2 separate regions of the Mus musculus genome follow, and region 1 is linked to region 2. Evidence: chromatin loops called from intact Hi-C (ENCODE). Cell type or tissue: heart. All regions are shown on one strand. Each heading gives the region's core, and the rest is flanking DNA. Links, peaks and the distances in the headings are about the cores only.

Evidence for each region. A loop is a pair of places that touch in the nucleus more often than their neighbours do. Peaks named below come from ENCODE experiments on the same cell type or tissue, not always from the same donor. Only the 100,000 strongest peaks of a DNase experiment are listed, where the experiment ranks them.
Region 1: it touches region 2 in a loop (11-fold over the local background); 12 of 42 quality-filtered maps call a loop at or near these places.

Annotation. Positions count from the first base shown.
Region 1 is chrX:144,398,084-144,409,271 of GRCm38, forward strand. All of the region lies in intron 7 of Trpc5 (transient receptor potential cation channel, subfamily C, member 5), which reads right to left. Among named protein-coding and RNA genes, the nearest start is that of Trpc5os, 53 kb to the right of the region's middle. In heart, for the core only: a CTCF peak has its summit at 5,597 (motif pointing right); no DNase peak of the experiment used is centred there.
Region 2 is chrX:145,303,365-145,311,364 of GRCm38, forward strand. The region is part of intron 3 of Lhfpl1 (lipoma HMGIC fusion partner-like 1); the gene reads right to left. Among named protein-coding and RNA genes, the nearest start is that of Lhfpl1, 42 kb to the right of the region's middle. In heart, for the core only: a CTCF peak has its summit at 4,066 (motif pointing left); no DNase peak of the experiment used is centred there.

The DNA of each region.
Region 1 (11,188 bases), core at 1,232-9,231, 900 kb before region 2:
GCAAACTATGGAGCCAATTTCTTAAGTGTTCTTGACAGTCTTATGCATTCCCTTGAAACTCCTGCCAGCAGCCATCTTGCTTAGCAAATTGAACAACTTTCTAAGACAACAAAGAGGGGGCAAAACAACACAAACCCAGGGAGAGCAAAGCGAATAATAACCCTTAAAGAGAAAGGCCATCAACCAGGAATCTTTGGCCTTAGGGACAACTCATCAGAAGGGTATTTTGACATCCTTTACAGTAATTATCTCTTCCTTCCTTCCTTCCTTCCTTCCTTCCTTCCTTCCTTCCTTCCTTCCTTCCTTCCTTCCTTCCTCCCTTCCTCCCTTCTTTCCTTCCTTCCTTCCTTTCTTTATTTATTTTTATTTTAGTATATAATAGAGTTTATTCAGGGCATGGAGAGGGGGGTTAAGAGGGTAGTAGAGGCAGAGAAAGGCAGAGAGAGGGAGAGAGTAGAGAAGTAGAGGCCGGCCATGACCACATGGAGAGAGGGGAGAAGAAGATGGGGAGAGAGGGGAGCAAGGGAGCAAGAGGTGAGAGAGAGGCAAGAATAAGAGGTGCTTCTTTTATTTAAACATAAGACTAGCTCTGCTTCCTCAGGATGGAAAAGCAACAGAAATTGCTGTGGCACACACGCCCTAAACAAAAGTGAGAATAGTCATTTTTTCTGTCATCTCAAGGGATGCCAATCTCACTTAGGATACCTTTTTCTCCAAGTAGAATTGGGGGTTTGTGTCTTAAGTATTGCTGCTCATCAGACTTATGTGGGGCAAATGTTAAAAATGTGGATTTGTGGAGCTTACCAAAATGTATACATTGCTTCCTATAGAGTAAAAATGTAATTTAAAAGCTATATTTAAAACATATACTTTAACTCTCTTCTATCTATACACACGCACCCCTTTCTGAGATGGAGTTGCTGTAACTCAGGCTGGCTGGGAACATAAGATGTAGCCCTGGCTGGTTTTACAGTCTGAGCAACTTTCCTGTTTCAACCTCTCAAGTGCTGAGTGTACCAGTCTGGTAGCCCATGCTAGTTTTCCATTTTTCTTTCAATTCATTAAACAAAACAAAACAGGCATGTTCAAAACTCTGGTGCTCAGTGTCTTGCAAGGCCAGACTCCACCCTTTAACTTAGCACTTGTGTGCTGTACTCTAGGGAGGGTTGGTTTTCTGTTCCTCAACACTGGGCAAAATTGTTCTGTTTGAGGCTCCTAAGGCGTTAGCATGAACTGCTCATTCTGACGCTTGTCGCGATTACTTTGAATGCTTTATTGACTTCAACAGAACCTGTACCCAGATGCAAAGCATCAGGGGCAGGGAGCTTTCCAGCTTGAACTCAGTGTCCACTCATCGCCCACAGCATCTTTTGTAGTGGAACACTGATGCCCTATGATAGCCTATTATGTCCTTTGAAACTTCATGAGTGGTTGTGACAACGGGGGGGTGCAATGCTCTAATAAGCTGCCACTGTGTCTCTGCCTGGATCCCATGAAACAACTGGTGAACATGTTCCCCAGCTATGGTTACTGGGTTGTTTTGAGAGAGACCATCTTGATACATAACTCAGGATGACCTTGAACCCACCCCCCTCCTCAATTTACTCCCCAAATGCTGGGGTTACAGTTGTGGGCCAGTATGCCCAGAAATGAGATTTTTAAAAATGAATCTATTCTTTGATATATTCATACATATATGTAGTAAGTTCTGATGACACTCATGTCTCCATCCCCTCTTGTCCTCTCCCTACCTGCTGAGGTCTGCATATTAGTAGCCATTCTGTTCCATGGCTGTCAGCTATTTCATACTGTTGCTGTAATATGCCTGCCAGTCATTGACACAGAAAAATGACTTGACTCAGAGCAAGGTCATGCTGATCCCATATCCTGTTATGTTCTGTATGTTATCTGTGTGGTTGGTTAATCTTAAGAAATTCCACAAAGCTTCATGTAGGGCCTATCAAATTAAAGGACAATGTGAACTGTTATGTCTAAAATGACTTGAGTCAGAGCCAACCCCTGGGCAGCACTTTCTGTGCCTGCTAATGAACTCATTGTGTGTGTGTGTGTGTGTGTGTGTGTGTGTGTGTGTGTGTGTGTGTGTGTTTCCTTTCTAAGCTGACAGAGAAAGACTTTCAGGGTCGTAGCCTCAGATAATTCTGAGCTACATCCCTGATCAATTATTATTAGGGTGTGTGTTCAATAAACCATCCCTGTCTTACTGTTTGTATGGTTTGTGGGCGACTCATGGACCCCAACACACCTTCTACTAAGTTCTCATCCCACTTTCAAGGTTATTTTTTCCTTTGTGAGCAACCAGATTTAATTAGCACCACTTATGTGTAAATGGGTGTAAAGCTATCCAATAGACCATGGGTAACTTGCCAGTGGCTATATCACTGAAGACAATAACGTCTACTTAACTGACTCTCACGTACAATCGAGTTAAGGAATGAATAAATGAATAAACTTGCCACGTGAAACTTGAGACATGAGCTCAGGCATGTCTCAACATTTATGAGAAGGTTGTTTACCTGGAACAAGCAGATAACATTGTCAAAGACATATGCAAGCATGCTTAACAAAGTGTGCAGGGCTGTATTAGGTATATATATATATATATGATATATTATTGATGCCACATATTAAAACCTGGGACTATATTAATTATTATCATGAAGTCTACAAGTGAGGCAGACTTTCTTTCAATTAAACAATTCATTTATCTCCACGCATGAAATACTTGTAAAGAATATAAATCCAGTTATCTCTTTTTTTTAAAACAGGGTTGACAAAGTATAAATCAGATTGCCCGAAGCTTCTTTCTATCAATTCATAAAACGTATTTACTAAGGACCTAATATGTCCCATTTTACTAGGAAGCAGTGGGATATGAAGAAAACAAGTGATAGTCCCTAGTCATGAAGCTTTCTTAGGTCTTCAAAGGTTGAAAAGATGCATACTTTAAAATCAATCCTGTAACTGGGAAACCTAGCCTTGCAGAGACTGGGTTGGTGGATATCCAGGGAAGAAAAGGCAGGGTCTGTGGGCCCTGGAAGGGGGTTAGGGATCGGGATGTAAAGCAAATAAAATATATTTTTTAAAAAGAGCCTACAATATTCTAGAACATGAGTTCTAGTTAAAATGGAGACCCTCGCTGGGTGTAGTGGCGCACACCTTTAATCCCAGCACTTGGGAAGCAGAGGCAGGCAGATTTCTGAGTTCGAGGCCAGCCTGGTCTACAGAGTGAGTTCCAGGACAGCCAGGGCTATACAGAGAAACCCTGTCTTGAAAAACCGAAAAGGGGGAAAAAAAAGGAGACCCTCTGCTCTAAAACATCTCTGCATCAATCAGTTTACCTGTGTGACATGTATAAATGAGGTTTTACAAGCAAAAACCCTGGCATCATCTTTTAGAATCCGCCAGGCGATCCTCTTTATAGCCAGGCCAAGGAGACTGGATGGGGTTAGTGGAGAGATTTATAAACGCATCGATTCAAATTTTGTATAATAATTCTTGGCTCTGGGTTGGGGAGATGGCTCAGCAGTTAAGAGCACTGACTGTCCTTTCAGAGGTCCTGAGTTCAATTCCCAGCAACCACATGGTGGCTCACAACCATCTGTAATGGGAACTGACGCCCTCTTCTGGTGTGTCTGAAGACAGCAACAATCACTCACATATAAAATAAATAAAACTTTAAAAAATGTTGATTCTTTAATGAGAAGAGAAGTCTACAATGCTTGCTTTTCTTCTACTCTGCAAGATTTCTGATGTGCCACAATTATTAGGAGAGACTTGGAGATACCTATGTTTCTCATCAAGACTTTGTTATACAGGGAAAAGTGGGACGGAGAGCAAAGGAAAACAGAATTGTGTGAAGAAAACAAAGGCATAAACGAAACAGAGAAGGTTGGGTATGTAGGAGAAGGAGGATAGGAGGGAGGGAAGGAAAGAGAGAGGGAGAGATGTTATATTCTTTTACGCTGATATGCTCTCTAGTCCCCCTTTAAAACAACAGATTTATCTTGTGCCATGTTCAATTGATGTCCCCGAGAGGCCTGCTCTTTTCTGTGGGGGTAGGAGGTTGTAAGCTGGGGAGAGGGAGTGGATCTGGGGTAGAGGAGGGATTTGACAGAATTGGATGGAGTGGAGGGAGGGGAGGCTTCGGTCAGGATGTATTGTATGAGACAAGAGTAAATGAAAAGAAATGTAAAAACAGCAGGTTTACCTTAACAACTGAGATAATACAAATCGGCTATTATATCTCAAGCAATAGGCAGTGTCTCTGATAATACTCTAGGTATTTTGGTTAGTGAGTAGTCAACACTCCAAGCCCATTTTATCTCTGGTGATCACAGGAAGAGAAAGGCTTTGTTAATGTTAATTTGGAACACACATTTAATGTTTTCTAAGTGTTGTGTGCGTGTGTGTGTGCCCAAAAAAGCCAGAAGAGGGCATTGTATCCTCTGGAACTGGAGTCAAAGGCATTTGTGAACTGTCTGACATCTTTGCTAGGAACCTATTTCCACTCTTCAGCTAAGGCAACAAGACCCTTAAGTGCCGAGTCATGTCTCCAACACCATATTTAGCTCTTCAATTCAAAGCAGAAGCTGGATTCGTGGTGACACACCTGCAGCCTGAGACACGGAGGCACAAGCAAATCCTGTCTGTAAGAGCAACACAGTGAGCTCTTGTCTCCAAACACTGAAACAAAAAGCAAGCAGCCCCCCCCCCCTGGAAATCTCCATCCAATCAGAAATCATTTGTTGTTCCAGCCAAAGGATTGGTAGTATCCAAAACAAGGGCTCTGAGAATAGGGGAGAAGAAGAGGCACACACCTTGGTAATGACCTCTGGGCCATGGACACCTGTCTACAAATGTAGTTTGTAATTTATGAAGAAATCATCCTGAGACCAATCTTGAGGGAGATTCTGTTTTCAACCAGGAGCAATTGTTATCTCCATGAACCCTCTCCTGGAACTCTTTTGAAGTGTACACTGGTAGCTGTTAATCTACGGAGGTTGCTGGCATCTTTGGCTTGGGAACTGCTACCCAGATCGGAGTCTTTGCAAAACCACAATGATGGTGATATTTCCTGTGCCTCCAATCACTTTTTCTTGCTTGTGTCCCTCCCCACGCTTCCTCAGGCACATACAGAGAGAGGCATTAAGGCTAACTGGTAACTGACATAGTCCTGTTTCTGTTAGATTGAGGCAAGATAGAATCTCCATGACAACTATTTATGTTTCTGAACACCCAGGACAGGCATCGTTTCCGATACAGAGAAGCAGTGCAGGTATCTACCCTGTTAGGTTGCCTTTTAATAGCAGGAAAGAAAAGAATGTATTCTTCCCATTTCTCCTTGCCCCTCTGTCAGTCACTGAAACACTTGACATTCAGCAGAAAGCAGCATAGGCTACGACTGCACTTGGAAAACAGAGTTTGGAGCTCAGCAGAACCCTTCTACCACATGCTGTGAATCTCAAGGTGAATCGCTTTGTGCCCAGCAGATACACTCCAAAGGCTTGCGAACACACAAAATCAGAAGGCTGGGAGCGACAGAATGAAGAAAATGCTGTTCCTAAGGTTGACCACCAGGGGGCGAGCCAAACCAGACCCAGACAGAGAGGAGCAGTCTGAGCAGTGAGCAGTTGCTGTTGGCTGTACATCTTTTGCCAAGAGTGCTTCGGTCTCCATCCTGGAGAAGGGTGCTGGCCAGTTCGTTTACTAGTATGGGCATAATTGCAAGAGATATTTTAGGCATACAAGATCGGTTTGGGAAATAAACAGGCAGAGGGCCTAGGTGTTCCAAGGCAGGCATTTGAGAGAATGGTCTTGTCTGTCATGCTCAGGAGTACAGTGGCAGACTTGTTTATTCTGTGGTTGTAGGCTGGTTTTCTGGCAGCATATTTTTTTTTTCGAGACAGGGTCTCATATGTAGCCTTGGCTGGCAGGGAACTTGCTATGTTGATTAGGTTGACCTTGAACTCACCAAGATCTGCCTACCTCTAGTTCTGGAGGGCTAGGATTAAAGGCATGAGCCATGTGCTGGAGAGGCCCGGTCATCAGCACTTCTTGTTCTTGCAGAGGGCCCAGGTTCTATTCCTGGGAGGTAACAACTATCAGTAACTCTAATAACTTCTTTCCTGGCCTCTGAAGGCACTGGGTGTGCAAATACTACACAGACATGCACGCTGGTAAGACCCATCCACATTAAAAAACCAAACCCGAATCTTAAAATATTGTGTTATATCATTTAAGTTGATATCCCTGGGAGGTCTGCTCTTTTCTAAAGGGAAATGGAGTGGATCTAGAGGAGAGGAGGCGAGGCACTGGGAGGAGTGGAAACTGAGGTCAGAATTGTTTGAGAGAAGAATAAAAGTAAGTAAGTAAATGAATAAATACAAGACTGGGAAAAGAATAAAGATGTGAGCCACACCGTTCTCTGACAGAATTAAGGAAAGAGTTGAGGGAAAAGTGTGTGTTTGATGTCTGGTTGCCATGAATGAGAGAGAGAGAGAGAGAGAGAGAGAGAGAGAGAGAGAGAGAGAGTCGGAGGTGTAGAGCATAAGGACTTAGCAAAGACGACAGTTTGCAGAAACAAGACAGTGTCTCCACAGGATCCCTTTGCTTAGAAGCCCAGAGACAGTGAGTCAGTCAGCTAAAGGGAGGGAGGGCTGAGGTTGAATAGACGCTAGATATCCTGTGTGCATCATGGCCTTTGAATTAGAATGCAAGTCAAAAGGAGGAGGTATGATACTGTTGTTACTTTAGATTGGGAGACCTTACTGAGAATTTGTCCTTGGCTAATATCAGAACAGAAACTGAAGACAAGAAATACCAAATGCTGGCCTGGGTGGGTCGGTGAGGGGAGACAATGAATTCCCATACACGATTGATAGGAATGGAAATTAGACTAGCCATTATGGAGAACAAAATGGAGGCGCCTCAACAAAAGAAAAACAGAATTCATAATATCCAACTGTCTCACTTCTGGACATACACACAAAAGACATGGAAATCAGCATACCAAAGGGATATCTGCATCCAGATGTTTATTGTGGCCGTATCACAATAGCTAAAATACAGAATCAACCTAGGTGCCGATCAACAACACATTGGATGGGTAAAGAAAACACTAGGAGTATGCACAATGGAGTAGTACTCTGCCATTAAGGAAATGAAATCCTTCTCTTTTGCAACAAAATGGATGGAAATGTAGGGCATTATGTTTAGGTGAAATAAGCCAGATTCAGAAATACAAGTAGAACACATTCTCTTTCACAAGCACAGGCTCTTAAGAAAGGTTGACCCAAATGCATAATTGCTAGAGTTGGACCAAAGGGAGGTTAGATACATAGAGGCTGGATTTCTATAGTGCTTGCTGTATACATGTAATGAGATAGCATACTAAAACTAGCTAACGCATATAACTTAAGCATGCTAATCAGAAAGGAAACAGAAAGTCGTTTCAATCTCTCTGCCTCAGCTTCCCCATTTATAAAATGAAATTACTAGTAATACCTCACAAAGTGGGTGTAATGGTTTAATGATATAATACACACTGAATGTATTTGTATAACGTATAGCTCATAATGAATGGTGGTCATTAATAGTGATTATAGTGATAATAATAGATAGAAAATAATTGGTTCAGTGCCTGGCAATTGATAAACACATGCCCAAATGCCAGTTATTCTGATTTATTATATAGTAACTACTGAATTTTGACATCTTAGAAAAACTCTAAAACCTCTTAGATTTGGCTAAAGATGGTGAAAATGGGACTTGTCCAGGCGGTTAGCTCAGGATGCTGGGCAGAACTCCCATAGACATCAGTGATGGAGCCCAGAATGAGGATGTATGGAGGCAGACAAAGCAAGCTCACTCCCGTTGTTATGGTTATTCAGACAAGATCTAGAGCCTCGTTGGAGCTCCTAGATACACGAGTCTTCTCCCTGGTTCTCTACCGTGTGCCAGCACCATCTTTACTGGGGCAAAAAGAACTCCATTCATATTGGAAAGGTTTCCCAAGGAAGCAGCAATGGTAGAAAGGAGTGAAGGGCACTTCTCCAGTCTTACTGCTTCCAGCAAACACCAGGACACTCTTAGCTGGTGCACAAGCTATTTCCTTGCCAGAGATAAGAGCTCAGCCCTGCAGTCACTTTTCTGTCTTTTCTAAATTTGAGCCATACTTCAAAGTCAGATCAATATATGTATCTTCTACCTATACTTATGACAATGCAGTTAAATGATACTGGTTGGACTACCACTGAAAGAATAGGTATCACTCAAGTCGTTCAAACCTTGCAGATATTAATAATATGAACACTGATTATACAGGGACGAAGAAGATGAAGAGCTGAACATGGGACACTGAGGCAAGCCAGCATTTAGTAATAATAGGGAGCACCTCTTTTTCCAGTGTTTGAAAGGTAACATGAAGAGGTACTGTTAACATAACCTAGAGACTGGCGCTTCCTCACAAGACCTAGTTGACAGATGAGGCAAGCTGCCTTAATCTATACTACATGGCTGCCCAGTTTCTAATCCCTGCTAGTCTGACTGTTGTTGGACCCATGCTTTTGGTAATAACTGCTAGCTAATACACTCATGATAATAGGGCCGTTGCTCCTTTTCTCTTTAAGGGGATGCTTTATATGTTTTGATGGATGGGCGTGTCTGTTTTCTCCTTCAGGACATGTGGCAGTCCCTGATCAGATTGCTCAGGGTGTTTTGGCAGCATAGAAAGCAGAAACTGAGGTGAGCGAGAGTCAGTATTGAGATTGCTTGAGGGCTTCCCAAAGGGAAGAGCCATCTAGTGACATCTGAAATGGCTCTGTCGCAACTTCATGCAATTTCTAATGCTTCTTGAAATGAGCAAGTCTTTCACCTGGAAAGGGACTTTGGTTATTGCTTAGATTCATTCCAGCTTTCAGAGGTAGGACTGTTTAGTAGGCCTGAAGGCTGGAGGGCTTTATACTGTCTTCTGCGTTCTCCAGAAACAACTCCTTGGGAGTTGAGCCAGGCCCAGGATTTTTCCTGGAAGAAGTCAGGCCTGATAGTAGGGCTTTTATCCCTTGACGAAGACAATAAAAGCTTTTATCACTAGAACTGGTTAGGCTAAGGAGATTGGATAGTTTGGAGTTGTGATAGAACTAGGTAAAGAATGACATTGTGCTATGGCTCTATTTTTTAAAAGGTATGTGTGTGAATGTTTTGTGTGCCACTGCATTTTCTAGAACTGGAGTTACATGAGCCACTGTGTGGGTGCTAGGACCTGAAATGGGGTCCTATTTAAGAGCAGACAGTCCTTTTAACCACTGAGTCATTTCTACAGCACAGTTCTTGTGGAGCACATGCATTTCAAGTAAGGGGCAATGTGACAGCGTGGTGGGGTCAGACTGACCCAACGACTAGCATATTGTGAACAAAGACTAAAGAAATAAGAAAGAAACCAAAGTAATCACATTCTTGACCCGAGTTCTGGGCCATGGACACTCAAATGGTCCAGAAATATAGTTTGTAACTTACAAGGAGAACACAGTGAAACCAACCTTCAGGAAGAACCAGTTTTTAAACAAGGGAGCAATTCTTTCTGAATCTCAGCCCAGAACTCTTTTGAAATACAAATATAGCCATTTTTTTAAAAAAAAAAAAATCTCCGGAATGCCCACTGATAATTGTTATTTTCTATGGAGGCTGCTGGTATCTTTGACTTGGGAACTGCTGTCCAGATCTAAGCTTTTGCAAAACCACAATGATGGTGAGATTTTCTGGGCTGATCTCTTTTTCTTGTTGGTATCCTTTCTGATTATTCTTCAGACATATTTCCCTCATGGAGCCTCTCTTTGCTTATCTGATCTCAGGAAGAGCCAGGATCCATACATTGAAGTTGTCATAGATGACTGGCTACCAGCTCAGATCACAGTTGTTTCCGAACTGGGAACAAAATATTAAGGGAAGAAATACATGAATAGCATCGCAAAATCCGCCTCTGAACACTGGCAGTTTACGGTAACTTCATGTATGTTTCTCATTTGTACATTTTTTTTCTTGTTTAGATTGGACTGCTTGTTAAAGCAGACCATCTCACCAGCATCTTTAAATCCTTCACAGGCCACTGATAGTGCTCAGCTGCTGTGCTTAACCTTTGAACTAGAATAAACACTGGATAATTTCCCAGTGAGATTTGCTGACAACCGAATTCCTACCAAGGCTGAAGCAGCCTGTGATACCCTTTGAAAGGGGAGATATCAATCTCCAGTGGTTTCTCTTTCTGATGTCTTTCCCCCCTATAGCAGAGGCCTTCTTCTAAAGGGACATTTCTGAAGCTAGAGACGTTACAAATGGAATGAAATCGACTTTCTACTTCTTTACAACCTACAAAAACTCAGCTATTTGTGCAATTGGGTTGTCCAATATCAGTATTCTACTGGGTCCACTTCCAAATGGTGTAAATATACAACCAGGAAATCCCAGAGCAGTGGGTAGGATTCAGAATGCTTAGCTCTGGCTCAAGATGTGGGAGATGGTATAGGTCCTGCTCAGGCGGTCTTCTCAGGCTCTTAGGGAGGGGGAATCAAGGTATTTTCTTGGGATTCAGAAGTAGGTGGCATTAAAACCAAACCTGCAACCAGCAGCTGGTGACAAAAGAGTTAGAGTTGATGATTCCCATTCTTCCTAGGAAATGTCACCTAGCTCAGTGGGCACACCGAAGCCCTACATTAGGTGACAAGAAAATGCCACCTTTCCCCCCCTGTCACTAGGAACAATCAACTGCTTGATACTCAGTGAGACAACTAGAAATGCCTTAGCAGGTAGAAAAAGAAACTGTAGATTCCGTGTGTGTTCTCTTCCTTTCTAGAGAGAAGACTAGATGTGAGCATAAATCATAAATCATCTCAAAGCTCTTTTCTAGTTGGATTTGAATGGAAAGGAGAAAGGGAAGAAGGAAGGAGAGAGTGGGGAGCAATGATGCTGATCTCTATTGTGTTATTCCGTTTCAACATAACAATGGAATAGAATTTCAGAGCTGAAGAGGATCTGTAGAGACAGATTCACAGAGCTGGCAACCATATTAGTTGGGCGAAGAAACAGAGGCTCAAGAAGTGGAAAGAAGTTACCTAAGTTGATTCAATGATAAAAGTCAGTCCCAGGATTATAGTCCTTGGTTTTTAATGTTTTC
Region 2 (8,000 bases), core at 1-8,000:
CTCAGCTGTTCCATGATGACTTTCGATTTCAGACTTCAGGGTTTCAATAGGAAGTAACATAAGGAGCTTTTCAATGGAGCAGAAGCTAAATGAGCAGAGAACTTTCTCCACTAGGTTTGAGCAAACACAGATGAATAATCTTCAAAGAGAAAGCAAAGCCGATGAATTCGAAAACAATTGCCAAACATCTTACTTCTCCTACCACAGCCTCCAGGAAAAAGACAGCCAAGACTATGAAAACATCTTTCTACTCACATTCCAAGCTGGGTATGCGTGTCACCAGCAGCCTAGAGAGGATGCCCAGAACCCAGTGAATATTCCAGAAGTCTGCCAAGCTACCTTGGCAGAGAAGGAAAAAACAAAACAAAACAAACAAAATAGAGAACAGAGAATTTCAGTACTTTAGGTAAGCACATTACTACTGGTAGTACTAACTTTGATCCAATCAGATCTGCTAAGGAGTACGACATTGTAGGTTGGCAAACTCATCATGAGCCAACCGAATGCTCTAAAGGGAAGGAAAGACCAGTTGATGGCACTTGCAAAGAAGCCAAATCCTCATGATGACAAAAATGTCCTCCATCTGATTTTCCTCTCCCAGACACACATTTCAGCGAAACAAATTGATTCCTATTGAAATCTCCCTTGGCATTCTGTACTTCTTTTTATTGGGTTTCTTGTATAGTTATCAGTTTTAGCTGTCTCTGCTCATCTTTTTCTTCAGTGGGGAGAAGCATGCCTCAGACCAATTTAAACTGTGTTTCTCTGTCTTTCTCCAGACTGACCTCCTGGACCCTTAAAAATTGCCCATATCATCATGTTGCCCTTTGTACAGCTCATTAATTCTACCTAGAACAGCTTCTTAGAATAGCTTTGGGCATTCTCCCTAAGGAGAGAAGGCAAAAACCAGCTAAGCAAATATTCGACCGCTTTCATTCAGCATGAGCTCTCTAGGACACTTGGCTTCTAAGCAATTGGTCCCTCTCCTCTCATATATACTCAATAGCCCTCTGCTTGCATCGACTTGAACTTTCTTAGCACTAAGCCAGTAACTGAAACAGAAGTCATTATTATTGGTCAAATACTTCCTCATGCCTGGCACTGTGGTAAGCTCTTTCAACAAGTCATTCTCTCATAGGTAAGATTATTAAAAAACAAAAAACAAAACAGGGATTAGGGTGAGGCAATATTCTCACTAATAAGGCAAGTGCTATGATGCCAAGTCACACAAGGATGAAGATGGGGATCAAATTCATTGTAAAGGGGATAGGGATGTTTTGAAGAAAAATCAGAAATTAAGCAGGCAAGGAAATGAGAAGAGGCAGTCTTAAGAAACACAATGTCAGCTGCAAAATTGAGGCGATGGGGAGAAACTTGGGTGTCTTAGTTAGGGTTTCTATTCCTGCACAAACATCATGACCAAGAAGCAAGTTGGGGAGGAAAGGGTTTATTCGGCTTACACTTCCATACTGCTGTTCATCACCAAGGAAGTCAGGACTGAAACTCAAGCAGGTCAGGAAGCAAGAACTGATTCAGAGGCCATGGAGGGATGTTCTTTACTGGCTTGCCTCCCCTGGCTTGCTCAGCCTGCTCTCTTATAGAACCAAGACTACCAGCCCAGAGATGGTTCCACCCACAAGGGGCCTTTCCCCCTTGATCACTAATTGAGAAAATGCCTTACAGTTGGATCTCATGGAGGCATTTCCTCAACTGAAGCTCCTTTCTCTCTGATAACTCCAGCTGTGTCAAGTTGACACAAAACTAGCCAGTACATTGGGTTTTCTGGATCACTGACATGGCAGAATATGTGTATGTCTGTGGTCCCTATAGGTCTTGTTGTGGACTCCATCCTCAAAGTAATGGGGAATTATACTTGGTAAGACAGAATGGCATCAGATTTGCATTTCATAAATATCACTTTAGCCTAAGAGGGAGATACCAAGGGACCTGTATGTAGGATCTCTAGCAATCTAAAAACAGGAGATAAAGAAGAAGAGGAAAAAAAAAGAAGGGGAATAATGAGATGGAGGGAAGGGAAGTAAGAGATTGCTCTAGTAACCCAGGGTAGAGTGCAAATTAAGAGAAGAAAGATAGGATTCTAGAGTTCTCCTTATGTGCCTCTGCATTATCGCATCTACAGATGCTGATGTCATACATTTGGATTAACATCATTATCAGTTATTTGTTATATAACTGTACAGTTTATCTCTTGAAACAAACTATAATCTCTTTTGAACTCTGCATTTTATACTGATTTATTCAATACTTTATAGTGAACATCCAAGATAGAATAATGAGTATTATCTCTATTTTGATATATTCTTAAATACTAAAAATTGCTAAAGGCTCAGTCCCAGAAACTTAATCTACCCTAGAACTTAGGAGTGAGGGAACCTTCATGCAGATCATTTACTGAGCCTTGTACTAGCAAGGCCAGCTTGAAGCGTTTGCTGTTTCTATTCAGACTCTAGTGCCTAACAGATACCTGTCATGGAGGCTTATAAAAATTTGCCCTCAAATACCTCAGAAATAACAAAGTCCCCAAATTATACCATCCAATATGAGCATAGTACTTCACAACTTACAACATACCATTTCTACTTACTCTCCCAGCTAATCCTGTTTCCTGAGTTCTAGCCATTCGTCAAGTTGTAGCTATAGGCAGGAATATTATTCTACAAGAAGGAATTAACAGAGAGATGAAGCATGTCTCAAAGTTCTCCCATTTCATCAGGAGGTGTCTATAGTGGCTGGAATTATTCAACTTTGAACCTGGAGAGTCGATGTGGTATAGGGAGCAGAGCCTGACATGACAGTTACAAGGAACTGCATCTGAAAGCATGTTCTGCCCCTTCCAAACTGGATCCCCAGGAGCAAGTCATTTACCCTTATTGAGCATCTCTTCCTCATGGTAAAAATAAATGTGACTACTCACTTTACAATACAGCTAAGGGGGTAAATACAATGGTATATTAAACAAGAAATCAGTGCAGAGCCTAGCATAATGAGTACTTTTCAGACCACCTGTCTCCTAGTCCTAGTCTCTGCAAATACCTAAAAGAACTTAAGATGCAGATATCTAGGCTTCCCTACAGATCCCCCATATCCATATCTCTGGGGAAGAGTCCAGTAGATTCCTAAGTCCAGCCCAATGGGGCCCGAAGTAAGGTATATCATTTAGCCTATTAATGAAAAAATGTGGAAAGACATCTATATTTCTTTAAAATTTCCCTGTGCTTGTTGCCATGCTAGGGGCATTCACTTGAGAGAGATATTTTTATCTTTCTCACCATTTCTTATAATTCACTTAGACGAGGTTTAGTGACTATTGTTTGTAGGAAACCATATGACATAGCTCTAACATATAGGTCTCTCTTCTCTGTAATCCCAACCTCATCAGGGGATTTCTCCTAGGAATGTAGCTGTTGCTTGCTTTGCTCTTTTGCAACCAGTTTATTATCCAGCCTCTGGGTTAGTCTGACCTATACCAACAACAGCCATGATCAAAGCAGTTGCCATTCACATTTACAGGGTGTGGGCCCTGAGCTGAACATATTTTATATGGTATCTCAACGCCATCCTCACTGACTGAGCCTTATGGCTTGGATGCTACACTGTTAACATCTGCTCTTAAAAGTAAACTCTGGCAGGGCGTGGTGGTGCACGCCTTTAATCCCAGCACTCGGGAGGCAGAGGCAGGCGGATTTCTGAGTTCGAGGCTAGCCTGGTCTACAAAGTGAGTTCCAGGACAGCCAGGGCTATACAGAGAAACCCTGTCTCAAAAAAAAAAAAAAAAAAAAAAAAAAAAAAAAAAAAAAAAAAAAAAGTAAACTCTGAGATTCTGCTTTTAAACAAAAGCTTAAGATAAGATTCAGCACCATTTTATAGGGAAAGGACTAACACACAATAAAGGTGAAAGAGGAAGCAGAAATTGGCACTGATGCTTACAGAAGCAACTCCAGGGGAGGAAATGGAAGCAAAGAAATTGTGATTCACATTCTAGAAAGTAAAGAGCAGAAGTGCTAAACCAAATGAATTTGCCTTGCTTTACTGCCATCGTGTGGTTGTGTGGTTGATAGACAACCAGCCCCTAGAACGTTAGTTCTCTTCCTGAGCCTGGGAGGCCCTCAGCAAGACAACAGGAGAATAAGGCCATGCAGTGGACTTGCCCTTGAGGCCTTTGGAAGAACCTTCTCTTCCTCTGGGGTTGCAGAACTGCAACCGTAACAAGCAACTAATTCAGGGTTGAACACCCTTTCTCACGTGGATTATTTCAAGAAAAAGAGAAATGTACATAAAAGCACCTCTGTCATTTCTTCTAGTCAAAACGAAAATAACTTCATATTCCCTGGGATGTATAGAGTGTCATTACTCTAAATTTCTCACTATTTTTAATCTAGAAGCTGATCAGTGAGAAGATCTAACCAATTAGAGTTCTAATTTCTACCTCTCACAGGCAAGATTATTGTTTCAAAATTTTTCGGTGCACTTCTCTAACACATGAGCAGAACCGGTTCTGAAGATAATTGATTTCTCACATTGCCTATGGGTAAACGGGTTTAAAGAAGTGAAGTGGGTCATCTATGGCCAGACAGTAAGATAGGGATAAAGCTACTGCACAATGTAAAGGTGTGTTAGGCAGCAGACATATGCAGTCGAATAAAGTTGTTTCATGACCCATTAATTCCTTCTGGTCTGCTTCAACTTAGCTCAATTTCTCCTCTTTGTGGAAACACATCTCTGTTGTTCACGTACATAACTCTGAGGTTTTCAGCAATGTCTAAGCCCTGAATTTCCCAGGACTCTCAACATTCCAGCTAATGCTACCCCAAAAGATAGTGGCTCTGCACAATGTCCTTAGCTAAATACATTTTTCTCTCAGACAGCTACCAGCAGTGATTCTCAAACTATTATTGTGTATAAGATGATTATCCTAAGTACATTGCATTTTTACTGTATATTTTAATGTATAAAAGATGATATTTTGATGTATATGTAATAAGATAATTACTAGTTAAACAAATTAACATATTTATCTCCTGCTACAGTTATGTGTATGCTAAAACACTTGAAAATATACTTTTTGAGAACAGGGGGAAAAAGACAGATATGAAGATAAATGATTAATGGAGAGCAAGTCATAACAGGGAGCTAAGTAGGTATATAGGACCCTTGGTTTTCTGAAAGTGGTAAAAGATTCACATCTATAGGCAGGCTTTATTACTGGAGCTAGTAACCCGGCTACTCACCCACCTAGTACAGTGCTCTGTACATGAAAACAGAGAAGCCAGGTCTCAGAGTGGGGAAGTGATGTGCCCAAGCAAGCCTAGGAAGACTGAAAGCAGAATAAGCAGTTTACCCTTGTCAGGCTGACTTCTCCCACACTCTACTGCCCCACTGTGGATGCAAAGATGCTTGCTAAGCCAGCTGTGTGCTGGTGAGCACAGCAGACTGTCCACAAAAAGGCTGTTACTTGTATGTGGGACATGTTCTTCTAGCTAGGCTGCCTTGTCTGGCCTCAGTGGGAGAGGAAGTGCCTAGTCTCACAGAGACTTAAAGTGCAAGGGTGAGGGATACCCAGGGGCCCCACCTGCTCAGAAGAGCAGTGGAAGGGGATAGGGGAAGGACTGTGGGAGGGGTGACTATGAAGGGAGCAGTGAGCAGGATATAAAGTGAATAAATGAATAAATAAATAAATAAAATTTTAAAAAGAAAACTGAAAGAAACGAAAGGTAACAGGAAATTCCTGGAAACTGAACCCTGGAAGGTCAAATCCCAAGTCACCATAAAAGGCTTTGAACTGTCCAGAATGGGCGGAAATGTTAAGAGAGCAAGGGAAATGAACCACTAGAGAAAGGAACTACAAGGAACACACACATGACCTTTGGTTATCCTCTATCACCAACCTTGGTCAAGATGGATGGGCCTTTCCTTTCTTGTCTCCATTCTGAAAGTTTGGGGCCTCTCCTCCAAAGGGACTCTGACAATAACAAGTTGCATTAATGCAGCATTGTGCCTTGTATCTAATGGTGACTTTCCTCTATCGCCCCAATCCTACAAGAATCAATACTATTAACAATCCCCATTGATGAAATACTGAGAAGTTAAGGAGTGTGCCCAGATTTGTACAACTAGTAAGTGGCGGGGCTCACATTTGAAGACAAGTCCAGCACTGCTAACCTGTGAATTTATTTTTCATGTTATATAGGCCACAGATTCTAAAGCTGTTGCCCACGGCCCTACGGGGTCATGTAACAAAATATGGGAGGGTAATGAAAACCTTAGCAAGAACAAATGGTTTCTGAATGCACAACGGACACAAGTTAATTCAAAATCACACTTATAATGAATCTGAGGTGTTCCTGGCAGCACCTTGACCAGGCTCCATCGTGCAACTTCAGTGCAGTCATGATTCTGAATTTACAACATGGTGCATTTAGTACTGTGCATTCTCTCACCTCACACCATGTGATGGCAATAAACACAACCTGGAACATGGGCTTGGATTCAGTACTGCCGTATATTATAAATTACAAGGATTTTACTATACATGCAAAGTTTGATGATCTTGCAGAAACAGTGATTAAATTAAGGAAAACAGAATCTTTTAATATTCCCCTACTGTCATTCTTTAGTATATAAGCATTGAAATAGTATATCTTTGGATTGGATTGTGTTAGTAAAGTTGGATTTTAAAAACTGCTGCCTTTATGCACGGGGGCTACACAAGTCCAAACAGATGGTATCCCAGCACAGAGAGGGAACTGAACTTGAGGTCCCATCCCTACCACAGAAGCCATCTCCAACTGATAACTACTCACAAAGGACTAAGCAGTGTTTGTCTGTAAAGCCTCTCTGGGTATACAAATTGCTCTTTAAGGTCAGACCACAGGATGCGCGGTAGATGTCCAGCACAAAACAAACTCAGTGGTATTTTTTTTAATTAGGTATTTTCCTCATTTACATTTTCAATGCTATCCCAAAGGTCCCCCATACCCACCCCCCCAATCCCCTACCCACCCACTCCCCCTTTTTGGCCCTGGCGTTCCCCTGTACTGGGGCATATAAAATTTGCAAGTCCAATGGGCCTCTCTTTGCAGTGATGGCCGACTAGGCCATCTTTTGATACATATGCAGCTAAAGACAAGAGCTCCAGGGTACTGGTTAGTTCATATTGTTGTTCCACCTATAGGGTTGCAGTTCCCTATAGCTCCTTGGGTAATTTCTCTAGCTCCTCCATTAGGGGCCGTGTGACCCATCCAATAGCTGACTGTGATCATCCATTTCTGTGTTTGCTAGGCCCCGGCATAGTCTCACAAGAGAGAGCTATAACTGGGTCCTTTCAGCGAAATCTTGCTAGTGTATGCAATGGTGTCAGCATTTGGAAGCTGATTATGGGATGGATCCCTGCATATGAAAACCTTTTTTCTCGTGTTTTGTTTAGGCATTTTTTTTGCCCTAACCATCTTTTGTTTATCTATTATAGTTTCCAAGTTTGATTTTTTATGAGATATTTGTGTGTGCATGTGTCTACATGTGTATTGTTTCTAGAGGATTTTTTTTCTGTTTGTCTGTTTTATGTTTTATTTTGGTTTGTTTTTAATTTTTATTGGTTTGCTTGTTGTTTAAAGAAAGAGAGTGAGAAGGCATGGAGTTGGATGGGCAGGGTTCTGGGGAGAACCTGGGAGGAGACACAGGAAAGGAAATTATGGTCAGAACATACTGTAGGGAAAAAAATGTGCCTAATAAATAAATAATATAGCAACAAAGCATAAAAATAAAAACTGCTGTTTGAGTTGATGAATTAAATTTTAGAAAAAGTCAGTGAATTTTGGCTTGACTTTAACACAGCACTTGCGGTAGCTTCTGAAGTGGCCCTAACAGGTTGGTACTCCATATTTATGTGAACTTGTCCTCCCAGCACCGATAATTACAAAAGCAAAATACCAATCAAATGAAAACTATGGAAGATGCTATAAATACGTTCATACTCAATATTC